Regions from separate parts of the Homo sapiens genome. Here region 1 is linked to region 2. A link is a loop called in an ENCODE intact Hi-C map of the cell type or tissue named here. Cell type or tissue: Caco-2. All regions are shown on one strand. Links, peaks and the distances in the headings refer to the core of each region. The heading gives the core; the rest is flanking DNA.

Region 1 (6,127 bases), core at 3,490-5,989, 110 kb before region 2:
ATGGGACATTGGCTGTTCAGCTGGATGGGTGTTTTTGGTGACAGGGAGAATTAAGAGGTGATTCCGTTCGGTTAAAAAGGCCCAAAACTTTATTTAGTTTTCAGGGAAATATAAGATGCATGTAAACATAAAATACAAAACAAAACCCAAATCTTACAGTCTAGAAGCATGCCAAGACAGAGCATTTTCTGCAGACCAAAGAGTCCCGTCAAAGTGATAAAGGACACCTGGAAAGTGGCAGGCCAAGGGGCTGGTCCCTTCCCCAAGGGCACTGCATTTTTGTGATGAGATTAAAAACAAACCAACTCCACTATTAAAAATGCTAGAAACATGGAGATAGTTTAGCACCACCATTGATTCTGGAAATATTTCAGCACTCAAATCGACTGCACTGAGTTTAATGTCCTTTCTCCAGTTTCTCTGCTGAGGAGGAAAGAAGGAAAACCTGGAGGAAGGGCTCCTCCTGACCCCACAGAGCCCACTAAGAGCTGGGAGGGGAATTCCATGAGGAATTCTCCAAGGTTCTGGAGCTCCAGAGACATCCACCAGTCCCCACCCAGCCATGCAGTCCACATGCTCACGCTTCAGGGATTACTGAAGTCTGCCTTGCCCGGGAGTCACTTCCTGCAGACCTCTGAGTACCTGGTGGGGAAACCCATTTCCCATCCTGTGTCTTGGATTTAAAGAAAACCTGTTGCAGATAATGAGTTGTAAATTCAAGGAGGGTGGCTGTTTTGCTGTTCTTTCTCTGCAGTAAACTCTTATGGGGAGTGTGCCTTGGTTATAAGGCAACGCAAAATGGTAGGGTATATCCATGGATGAATGTTCATCACACCCAGTCTAATTCATACCAGGTGGCAGGCTCAGCAAACTGAACCACCACAGGTGTCAGAGATACTTGAGAATGACTGGTACCAACAAGACGACAAAGGAGGTTGCCTTCCTCCCAGATGTGCCCAATGGAGTCTGAACTCTGGTTCTAATTTGTGGAGGTGGGTCCCTACTGTATGACCCATTGTGGTCACTGCTCTTTGAGCCATACAACTTGAGAGACTGGCTTTGGATTGGACAGTCAAAGGGAAGTGGGCAAAACCAGCTGAGAACCCGGGAGCTGGATGCATATATTCTGGAATCAGGGCCTGCAAACTCAAAGATTGGTTTGTGGCTGGTGACTTCTCTCTGCTAAGTAAATCAATGACCATTCATTGAGAACTGATGGGGACCCAGCGTGTGGCCCAATGAGTGGCAGTTTTTTCCTAGCCAGTTTCTGTGGCCAAATTTGGAGGATTTTCCAACCTGCTATGGCTGGACCCTTGGGTGTTAAATCACTAAATTCCCTTTCTACCTGCTCTCTTCTTCCTGAAACACTCAGAGCTGACTTCTTCCTTCTTTCTAATCAACAAAGACAAAACTCCAAGCCCCTTTTCAGCCTTCACACAATTTTTCTTTCTAGAAGACATCCGCTTCTGGAAGCCTCCTTCCCTAATGAAGGGACAGTAGGCCCCAGCTACCCCAAACATGCACATGCTCTTCTCACCAACGTGCCTCTCACTTGCCTCTAACGTGCTCGAGCCATCCTTTTGTTCTAAATAATTCTTCCTCCCTCCCTCCCTTTTTTCTCTTTCACCTCTTGAGGCGCAGCCTATTGGCCAGGATGGAACTGGGAGCAAGGCGGGGACCTTCAGTGCAGGGGACCCCATTCTCTAAGGCCACTGAGTTCTAGGACTGGAGTAGGAGAGGGTGCTGTTGTCAAGGTTAAGTGCAAACTTGAGATTTTAAAAAGACAGGATTGGGGAAGGGGGATTGCATGCTAATCCCAACCTTATAGGCAGGCTGGGATCAAGACCTTGGAAGGTAGGGCTCTCCACCCAGTCTGTAAGCACCAGTGTGCCCACCTTATGGCCTGGGGACCCAGGTTTGCAGGAGGGAAGTTAACAGTGGGGCTGTTTTTCCCCAAAGCTGTGGGTCACTGATCCTGTCTTCTCACTGGCTCTGATCATGCAGCTTGGGAACCACAGAGACATGAGACTGCACCAAACAGGGCTGATGATTTAGCCAGAAACTCAGGAAGGTCTAGCACAGCCCTCCACACACTTCCCAGGAAGTGTTTGGTCTGGCCCTGCAGTTGGGACTAAACTTATATGCACCTGCAGGTCTTGTTGGGTGCACCGTGAGCAAGTTCTCACCCCAACCACCTGACCCACCCTCTGAAACAAGGACGAAAGGGCTGGCAGCTTTCATTATAAGGGGCTTCTCATACCCATGGCATGGCTGAGGGGTGGGAGTCAGCCTGCTCGATGACACGTCTGCAGGGGATGACCTAACTGAACCAACTCAGTGTTTCTATTCCCAGTGGCATCTCTTTTGCACATCTTCATTTTGGAGCCTGGGATGACTGCCTAGGCCACTTATGCTAGACCTGTTAATGCCAGTGTGAAATTTCCAACTAAATACTTAATAAAATAATTACAAAAAGAAAAAAAAATGACACATTGCACTCTCCAGCCAGAATGATGTGTGTGAATGACACACTTGCTGCCAGAAGCTGTGAGTCCCTTGGGACCTGCCCATTGCCAAGGACTTGTTCAATGGAGACAGCTTGCCTGGTATTTTTTTTTCTCTAACCCCATGTTATTTAGTTCAAGTGGGAAGTTACCAACACTTGCATACACAGACACACACACACACACACACACACACACACTCTCTCTCTCTCTCTCTCTCTCACAACACATGGCCCTCAAAAAAGTGAGGGAATCTTAATTATTTAGCAATGTGGACAGTTCTCTTCCCAGAGAGCTCTGCTTTGAGATTCTCAAAGACTAAATATCTAGATGGATATACGCCAAGGGAGAGACCCGCACAGGGCACAGTCCCATTCCAGGCACAGAGATCTGTGTCTGTGCAGAAATTCACCAAATAGGGGGTTGAAGTAGCAAGCATACAGTACTGGAGGTGGAGGGAACAAGCCACAGGGACGTCCCTGTCACCTTGAGGGGCAGAGCTCTGAGGCTCCAACCCAGAGGAAACTTCCCATTCTGTTGCTTTCTCTACCGGTGCTGAGGAAGGAGGCCAGATTGGTACCTGTTGTGGGAAGTTTTGTCTGCAGAGAAACTTGAATAGACCCCCCGACTCTTCCCGGAGCAGAATTTGTATGGACTCTCTGGGTGTGGAGCCCAGGCAGGGCTCACTTCTCAGGCTGAAGTCGCTGAGATGAATGGGCAGCCCAGGCTCAGCCCCAGGCCCTGCTGCAGGCTTGTGGGAATTGGTGTCTCACCAGGGTGTGCGCGGCTCAAGGTTCTCACATCCCCCAAAAAGATCTGGTGACTTCTAGGCTTCCTGCCTAGAAACTGAACTGAGGGCACCCAGTTTTAGAAAGATTCAAACATACACCAGAAGGATCACAGCCCAAATATCAGGACACTGGGGTGAGAGAGGGCTGCTGGGAGTCATTTTTAGGCCAGGTCTCTCTGAGCAGCTGGCTGCACCACAACAGAAATCAAAACAAGGAACAGCTCCCGAGGGCCTGCCTCTGCTCCAGGGACTGGGGCCTAGAGGTCAAGGGCCCCATGCCTGAATCCCTTTCTTCTGGGTGGATCTGGCAGGGACCCCTATCATCTTCCCAAAGAAGGGGGAGAGGAGAACGCCACAAGATCAAACTCCACCAACCCACCCACCTGTTCCACAGCTAGGATTCCTTCAGCACCCCGCTCCCTGCCTCTTGCTCTCTGAGCGCCACTGGTATTCCCTCCATTGTCCCCAATGAGCCCTGGCATCCATCTTGGTAATATTGCACTTTTCCTGTCTCTCAGATTGTTTCCATTTTTGATTGAGAATGCAAGGTATTTGGAGGGGTAGGGGAAGTGAGTAACCTTAAAGAAATAATATATTAGTTAAATACAATAACAGGAAAAATAGGGGTTATTTTATCTTTTTCCCCTTATTAAAAACAAGAACTACCAAACCAAGGTCTAAACTTAAATAGTCCTACACCTATTCTGCAAACACTAGTAATAGGAAAATAATGCCTGACTGGAATTCCCTTGTCTTTTTTCCTTAGATGATAAAAGTAGTAACATGCCTTGCTGAGGAAAGCAATGGATATAAATGCCTGTAAAATACGCTGCTCTAACATCTGAAAGTGATTAAAATGATTCTATATAATGCCTTCGTCAAGATGGAAAATCAAGGAGGAAGAAAGAGAAACCTTTGGGGCCAGGCTTAGGGTAGACGGGGCTGAGGCCTGGCAAGACAGCCCGTCTACAGTCATTGGACATAGGGGAAACCCACAGGGCATGGGGCACACCTGCTGCTCAGGGTTGCCCCTTTCCAGCTCTCTCTCACTGCCCCCAAAGTCCCATGGCCTGGTGAGAATAGTGAGGAGGAGAGGGGCAACACAGCCAGGTCTGCTGTCACAAAGAGGGATGAGGTGGGGGGAGATGACATTTTTTTCCCCTTGCAATAAAAGAAAAAGGTCTTGAAACGGAAAGGAAAACAAAGCACCAAATGCTGCATCTTCGGGCATTATATGAACCTCAATAATGACCTCAGAAGGGCTCATTATGGTTAAAGTTGCAGTATACAGCAATACAGTGTCGTTTCACATTTTCAGTCGCAACTCATGGGAAACTAGGTTTGGACACTGCGGAGATTTTGTTTTTCTTTTTCCTTTTTTAGTCCGATCTGGTTTTCCTCCAGATGGGTCAGAGCCCTAGGCCCCCTCCCTCCTCTGCCTGCTGCCGGCAGTATCCTTCAGCATCACAAAGCAGCTCAGTAGCTCAAGGGAAAGGCCCTCTCGCCCTGGCTAGGGCTAGGAGGCCAGGCGCACAAGGCCTGGTACCCCCTGGCCATGTCGGAGAAGGACTGGCATGCACCCTTCTTGCTTCAAGTATTAATATTCTCTTTGGGTTTGCAGGGTTTGTGCTGTGAGTTAGGGGGTGAGGGGGCGAGGTGCGAAGACTGGGGCATGGCAATCCCTGTTCACTGCCCAAATCTACATGCTGTCACCAGATGGCAGCATTCCCCACTTTTCCTGGATGCCTGAGCAACTCCCAGCCATCCTTGGGGCTGGATGTCACAATGTAAACATGACCACACAATAAACTATAATGGCAGTGAGGAGGAGCACGGGATTAATGTAGTGGGGAGATCTGTCATTAACTAGCTGTGGGATTTTGGAAAAGTTGTTTCCTGTCCTTGGGCCGCAGTAACAGGAAGGGATGGGATAGAGACCTCTGAGGTCTCTTTCAGTCCTGCATTTTAATGACTCTATTACTTACAGCACTGGGGGTCAAGGAGAGGGGGTCCTTGGGGGGGGCTGGGAGAATGTGGGGGGCAGTGCAGGTGGTGGGGAAGGGCAGGAAAGGCAGGCTCTCGGGAGCACTGTGGTCCAGTCCAACTGAGATGCTCTGTGCTTGGCAGACATGCTCTGCACTCCCTCCTGGCCTGGCTGGCGCACTAGTGACTGAACTGGCTCAGTGCAGACATCTGAGGAGCGAGGCTGCAGGGCCCTCCCCCTGGAAGATAGCTACATTGAAGGTTCTTTACCTGACAGTCACTCTACTTTTAAATTTTATTTTAAATAGTCATAAATTACTTTTTTTCTCTTAATAAATATGTGCTGTTTAAAAATGAGAAAAGTATATACTGCATCTTTAAGTAATGCACTTTGCTCTCTGGGTTTTTTCCATTCTACCTTATTTAAAGTGCATTAATTAAAAAATAATGAACCACTTCTTTATCATTATTGTTCAAATAAGTACAAATAATATTAACATGAAGACACTAAACCACTACCATTAGTACTGCAATCTAGCAGATTAACTCAACATCCTGCTCTATTTAATACTGTCCAGCAGAAGAAAATAACTAATTTCAATTTTAAACAAACTCACAAAACAAAAGGAAACAAAACAATCTCACCACAGGCCTTCGACAAAGAACACGAGCCATTTGCTCTAGCTGCCAGGCATCAGTGTATGGCGAGGGACAGGGGCTTAGGGTTGCCCAGGCAAGGCCTCTGGGATGGGGTGTGGTGGGGTAGGGTAGGGGTGGGGGTGGGTTTTGAAGGCACTGAGACACTGGGTCCCATGCTGCCCTGCCTGGGTGGGGAGCAGGGTGAGGGAGG
Region 2 (6,978 bases), core at 1,946-4,445:
GAAGGAACCTGAACCTCCCAGACTTTCCTAGACACCATGTGACAAACCCACAAGCACCAAGCAGCCAGATGTGCCCAGCCCAACAGAGGCAGCTGCGTTAGCCCCATTTTACAGATGCACCTCAGTCAGCTTAAGTCACTTGCCTGGTGTCACACAGCTTGCAATGGGAGGCAAGGCTGCAGACTCGGTTGTCTGTGCTGCAACCACCACAGGCCCCCTCCTGCCCTGCCTAGTGTTTCACAACTTTCAAGGCCTAAGGAAGGGGCACCTCCTCCAGAAAGCCCACTCTGATTTTGACCCCCAATAGCACTGAATGTTCCAATTCTGTCCCCAACAGTGGTGCCCTCAAAGGAGCTGTCCAGTAGAATTCTCCGGGGTAATGGAAATAGTCTCTATCTGTCCTGTCCAGTATGGTACCACTGGCCACAGTGGCGCTGAGCACTCAAACACTGAATTGTGACCAGTATGACTCAAACACTGAATTTTTCATTTTGTTTAATTAAGACTTAGATTTAAAGAGCCACCGTGGCTACTGGCTACTTTATTGGACAGTACAGTCCAGACTCTGACATGGTATGGCCAGAAGGTTTGCTTGGCTCCCATGGTGCGTGTGTGCATGTGTGTGTATGTGTCTCTCTGTGTGTGTGTAGCTGCCTAGGTTCAAATCCCAGCTCTGCCAGACAGATTATTTAGGGTCTCTGTCTTCATTTATAAAGTGCAGAGACTGAAATGATCCACCTAATTGGATTGCTGGGGGATAAACAAGTTAATACACATAAAGTCCCCCGTGCACAGTCAGGCTCAGTAACAGGGAGCGCATACACAGATCCTCCACCTGCTCCAGCTCCACCTGCCAGTCACAGGGCCCTGCTGCCAGCACTGGTTCACCCTCGAGAGGGGAGAGGGAGGGACTCTGGAAGAGCTGTGACTTGCAGGGGAAATGACAGAACCACCTGGGACAGAATGGGCTTGGCCAAAGGAGGGCACTGAGAGAAGGAGCCAGGAAGGTGGGGGCGGTGGCCACTGGAGGAGGAGCAGCATGGGAAGAAGCAGGGACACGGGCCTGGCTGGCCTCAGGGGGAGGGGGGAGCAAGGCTTGGGGTGTCTGTACAGAGATGAAGAAACCCAGGCTCTGCAGGGTAAAGCCACTTTGCTGAGACCACACTGGTGGCTGGTGGCTGGCAGCACTGGGGGTGGCAGAGCTGGGGACTTCCAGGTCCATCTGAATGACTGTTATCACTTTCACATTCCCCCAGAATCCCTTGCTGCTGCCAGGCTGACGGGTCTCCCCAGAGGCGACAGGAGTGACAGCCAAGTCTGGATCCCCCTCGATGCTGGACCAAGAGGCTGACTTAATGAGCCTGTTCCACAGAGGGCAGTGGCTGCCATGCTCCTCACAGCAGGCACTCAAAACGCAGGACAAACGGGCTCCTGGCCAAGGGCCTGTGTGCCCAGGGATGGGTGGCTCCTGGGCTAGCCTGGGTGCAGGGCGGCCTGGGGGCTTCCCCAGGGTCTGCCAGAGCATACATGTAAAGGACGGGGTCTAGGGAGGAGTCCTGTAAGATGCCAAACCAGGGCCATCCCAGCCTGTGAGGCCCGAGACATGGGTTCCAGGCCTGGCTGTCTGAGCAGGCAGCATGACCTGGGTGGTGGCAGCCCTCTCTGTGCCTTAGTTTCCCTGATTGGGCTTTTGCAAAGAGGCCTCCAGCTCCAGGCTCACAGGACAAGCCTGTGTCCTGCTTGTAGCAGGGGGGCCATCCAGGAACCCTAGGTAATACCTAGGTAATACCTCCATGCTCCCAGCCTTCTCCAGCTGCCTTCCTGTCAACCCTGAATGCTCCTGGGCCAGCTCAGCTGCAACTACAGTGAGGGCCCTGCCTGCTCACCAGCCTGTCCACTACAGGTCCCAGCAGGCCAGCCGTGGGCCGCCACCTCCATCCTCCACCAAGCAACCTCTCCTGAGCTTCTACACCAAGGTAAAGCCCCCGAGGTCCCGGAGCAGGCTTGTGCCCATGAACCCCAAAGTATGGTGGCAAACAGGGGGAGGGAAGGGCGGGCGTGGGCCAGGCCTTGGTGGGAGTCACCACTGAGCAGTTCTCCCCACCGTGAGTGAGCTCTTCTTACCCAAAGGTGGGAGTGGTAGTGCTGCTCTTATTATTATTAATACTATTATTGACAAGAGCACTACATTTGTCAAGCATTTACATTATGCCAGGTGCTAAACTAAACCCTTGACACACATCAGCTCATTTTATCCTCACTACATGCCTGTGTGGCAGAGTCCCTTACTATCCCCATTTTACAGATGAGAAATGGAGGATCAGAGAGAGCATGTGACTTGCCCAAAGTAACACAGCTTGTGAGGGATACAGATGGGATTGGAGGCCAACCTGGCTCAGTCTAGTGCTCAAATCCTAACCACCACACTGTTCATTTACCACCTTGTGGCTAAGAAGGACACATAAAATCCAGACAGAAAAGCTAAATGAGGAGTAGGTGGTGAAGAGAAAGGTAAAACGAAGGCAAAGACTCAGGGTCAGAAATACCCAAATGACCAGCCTGGCCAACATGGTGAAACCCTGTCTACTAAAAATACAAAAATTAGCTGGGTGTGGTGGTGTGCACCAGTAATCCCAGCTACTCAGGAGGCTGAGGCAGGAGAATCGCTTGAACCTGGGAGGTGGAGGTTGCAGTGAGAGCCAAGATCGTGCCACTGCACTCCAGCCTGGGTGACAGAGCAAGACTCTGTCTCAAAAAGAAAAAAAAAAAAAAAGAAAGAAAGAAATACCCAAATGACATCACTGAGTTCTAGACTCTTCCTTAGGGAGGTCACAACTTCAGGGCTGGCATGAGAATGTCCAACAGGAAGAAACCTGGCTGGTGACCCGCACAGTGGGTCACAGTGTCACAGCGTCCATGACCACATGCTCAAGAGATGCACTGTGGTTTCCGATGGTGATGGAGCATCCCCTCTAGAGCACCTGCAGCTGTCAAGCTTCCTGGGCTGCCTCCTGGTGGTTCTGCCGCTGGTGTGGCTGCTCAGTGGGTCAGTGGCTGGACTGGAGGAGCCTGAGGATGGCCTGGCCTCACCAGGGCTGGTTTTACAGCCTCCTCTCAGCAGAGGTTTTTTAAGTTCTGGGGGCAGTGATGCCGGACCAATGCTGTCCTGGGCCCCAGCTCCCAGCCTAATACACTTTCTGGCACCCCCCCAAACCTTGTTCTAGCAGAGCACTGGATTATTTTCCTGTGTGGCTGTCACCATTGCCTTTATATTTTTGCCATTGCCTTGTTTGTTGTCTATTTCTTCCCCTCAACAGTAGGCTCCCTGAGAGCAGGAACTGTGTGTGTCTTGCCAGGCCCAGCACAGGGCTGGTTATAATCGTGTTTCCTGAATAAATGCACGAATTCCCTGACAACCAGTAACCAAGCTCAGGGCTGCCGGATGGTCTCAAGAGGCTGGTCAGACGCTGCTAACACCATCCCGAGCATCCTCCACCTGTTCTCAATCCCTGCCTGGCAGGATAGGCAGACCCTGCATCTCTGCTCTCCCCTCCTTTCCCCCCCGAGTAGAGCTCAGTGGAAGTGCCACTTCCTCCAGGAGGTCATCCCTGATTGTCACAGATGGGTCAGCAAGTGCAGACAGTACATTTCCTGCCTATTTATGAGGACGGAATGGCAGCAGCCCGCGGCCTCCTGTGCTCCGTCCTCTGTGACATCACCTTGGTTGTCATGGAAACCACCCTGGCATCACAGTGGAGCCTGGATGCTCTTGCTAATGTCCTGCACTATTGCCTCACGTGTGTCTCTCTCCTCTGGCAGTTGGACTACAGTGTCTATGGCCTCCTTCACCCCTCTCCCTGACAGGGCTAAAGTCTGAAAACAGAGTCTTGTACCTAGGAAGTGATACTCCCTGGGTGCTTACTATGTGCTAGCCATGGCACTATATATTTCAATTTTTTTTTTTTTTTGAGATGGAGTCTAGCTCTGTTGCCCAAGCTGGAGTGCAGAGGTGCGATCTTGGCTCACTGCAACCTCCGCCTCCGGGTTCAAGTGATTCTCCTGCCTCAGCCTCCAAGTAGTTGGGATTACAGATGCCCGCCAGCCATGCCCAGCTAATTTTTGTATTTTTAGTAGAGATAGGGGTTTCACTGTGTTGGGCAGGCTGGTCTCGAACTCCTGACCTCGTGATCTGCCTGCCTCAGCCTCCCAAGGTGCTGGGATTATAGGCGTGAGCCACCGCGCCAGGCTGTATTTCAATATTTTTAAATTAAAAAACATTTTTTTAGAGACAGGGTCTTGCTATGTTGCCTAGGCTCATCTTGAACTCCTGGCCTCAAGCAATTCTCCTGCCTCAGCCTCCCAAAGTGCTGGAATTACAGGTGTGAACCACCCGGCCCAGCTGCTCACTGTACTTCATGTACATTATTTCAGTTAATCCTTGTAGCCACCCACCAAGAAGAAGATGCTATCATTACTCCCATGTCCCAGAAGAGGAAGCTGAGGCATAGTCAGTTAAGTCACTAGCCCAGTGGCAGAGCTGGGATTTGACTCCAGTGCCAGCTGACTCCTAACCATCGTGAGCTTTTGTGTGTGTCTCTCTCTACCTTCCTACCCTCCTGCCCTCCTCTGCTGGGAAATCTCCAAGCCTGCACTCAAGGTCACCCTGGCCCAGGCTGTCTCCCTCTCCTTTTGCCTCCAAACCCTCCCTCAGCACCCAAGTTCACTTGGAGGCCCAGCTCCCTGGCAGCCTTCCCTGCACACCCACAGCCCCCACAGTCTCTCTCCCTTTCCAGTGTCCTCCTGCGCTCCTGGCTTGAGCACCTGTGTGGGACCTGCCTGGCCTCCTTAAGCTCAATGACTGTCTCTGGTACCCTGATCTGGCTCTTCTGGAACAAGGGACACATGAGCCTGGCCTCCTCCCTGCAGGCCTTCCTGATAACCTTTGTTGGCGCCGACCTCAGGCCTTGAGTGAATCACAGTCCTGTCTCCACACTCGTTACAGAAACTCAGCTAGTGACAAAGGGCCTCAGCTCGGGTCCCCAAGCTGGGGTGGGTGGTGGTGGGGACTTCCTGACCTTCCCTGCGGCTGCCAGGCTCTTTCCTCTGGTTCCTGCAGCACCAACCAGTGGCTCCCTCAGTGGGAGGTTGGAGCCCAGGCCTCCCCAGGAGAAGGGCACCAGGAAACCCCAGGCAGTCACCCTAAGCACAGTAGGAAACACAGGCTTTTTGGACAGCTCCCTCCGGCTATGTCTGGGGATGGCCTGGAGGGAGGGAAAAGGGGTGCATGAATGCCCCAGCACCCCTGCCCCCAGGGAACAGCCTGCAGCCAGGTGCCAGTCCCTGCGAGATGAAGCTCGTTGACACTGCGCTTGGCAGCCTTGTCTTCCCTGCCCTGTGTCACCTTACTGATGCCTTCTAGTGTCACCTCCAAACTGCTTGAGCCGCAATCCTCAGCCTCAGATCTGCTTCTGGGAAATTCCAAACCAAGATGCCTGAATTTCCTTGAATTATTTCCTGTCTTGGGCAGCACAAAGTGTCCCCTGCTCGTGCCTATTAAGATCCTCGTGGCTGCCAGGACCTAGCACCGTGCCCAGCACATGAGGGGGCCAGCATGGGGATAATGCATGTCCCCCATCCACTGGCTCCTGAGGCAACACTGCAGTTCTCCAGGGGTCTCAGACCAGGTGACAGGCTCATGGGTGCCCTCTCCTGCTTGGGGTGGGGGCCAGGAAGAGGTGCCCCTGGCAATTAACCTTCAATTCCCTGGCTTGCAGGCACAGCCTGGTCTAAGCTGCAGCCTGCCTCTGCCAAATTAAATCAGACCTGGCCACAGCCAAGCTCCTGCCTCTGAGCCATTCAGAGGAGCCAGTCCCTTCTCCCTGTCCATCAGCCAGGCTCCTACTGGGATCTTCTCAAGGGCTCAACTCAGGCCTCCAGGCACCCTCCCAGGCACCGCACCAGGGATGCTCCAAATGCTCCAAGCCTGGGGTTGCTCTTGAAATCGGCTGGGAAAGTTCTGAGAGCCAGAAAGAGCACTGGACTTGGAGCCAAAAATCCTGGTGCTAATCCAGTTTCTCTGACCTCAGGCAACCATTTCCCTTCTCTGGACTGCACAACCTGCAAAGGCTGGGCTGGATGATGTCTGGGGAACTGAGCTCCAAAGCCTGGGACCAGGGGCAAACCCTCCCACCTTGCCTCTCACTGGGACACAGCAAGGATGGAAGGAGAGGCTGCTCCGATGACTCCAGAAACTGCAAACCCACGTAGCTGAGAGATGAGTCGTGTTTTGTGGGCGCTAATGAGCCAGCCTCTGGCACAGCCCCTTCGGCAACAACAATAGTAACAACTGGTACCATTCATTAAGACTGCATGCTGGGCAGCATGCTAAGCCCTTGCCAAGCTTCATTGAGGGGTAGGATAGGTAAGAGGTTCTAGCCCATATTTGCCAGTTATTGGCGTTGCAAGTCACATGACCTCTCTGTGCTTCAGTGGCTTAATCTGCAAACTAGGGGGAAATGACAACTATACCCACTTCATAGGATGGATGCAAAAATTAGAGAATTAAAACATGTAGGCTGGCCGGGCAAGGTGGCTCATGCCTATAATCCCAGCACTTTGGGAAGCCAAGGTGGGTGGATCACCTGAGGTCAGGAGTTCGAGACCAGTGTGACCAACATGGCAAAACCTTGTCTCTACTAAAAATATGAGCATGGGGGTGGACACCTGTAATCCCAGCTACTTGGGAGGCTGAGGCAGGAGAGTCACTTGGACCCGGGAGGCGGAGGTTGCAGTGAGCTGAGATCATGCCACTGCACTCCAGCCTGGGTGACAGAGCAAGACTCCATCTCAAAAAAAAAAAAAGTCCTCTGGGCACAGTAGCTCACACCTGTAATCCCAGCACTTTGGGAGGCCAAGGTGGGTGGATCACCTGAGCTCGGGAGTTTGAGACCAGCCTGGGCAACATAGCAAAACCCTGCC

The links. A loop is a pair of places that touch in the nucleus more often than their neighbours do. Peaks named below come from ENCODE experiments on the same cell type or tissue, not always from the same donor. Only the 100,000 strongest peaks of a DNase experiment are listed, where the experiment ranks them.
Region 1: a loop joins it to region 2, with 7 times the contacts of the local background. A loop is called at or near these places in 5 of 110 quality-filtered maps.

The regions. Positions count from the first base shown.
Region 1 is chr10:103,593,961-103,600,087 of GRCh38, forward strand. SH3PXD2A (SH3 and PX domains 2A) reads right to left here. Exons shown (of 15, transcript NM_001394015.1): 15 at 67-6,127. Among named protein-coding and RNA genes, the nearest start is that of NEURL1-AS1, 80 kb to the left of the region's middle. RefSeq lists an enhancer at 4,892-5,186. In Caco-2, for the core only: a CTCF peak has its summit at 5,001 (motif pointing right); a DNase peak (open chromatin) is centred at 5,041.
Region 2 is chr10:103,703,247-103,710,224 of GRCh38, forward strand. All of the region lies in intron 5 of SH3PXD2A (SH3 and PX domains 2A), which reads right to left. Among named protein-coding and RNA genes, the nearest start is that of SH3PXD2A-AS1, 40 kb to the right of the region's middle. RefSeq lists enhancers at 4,431-5,410, 5,411-6,389. In Caco-2, for the core only: no CTCF peak of the experiment used is centred there; a DNase peak (open chromatin) is centred at 3,007.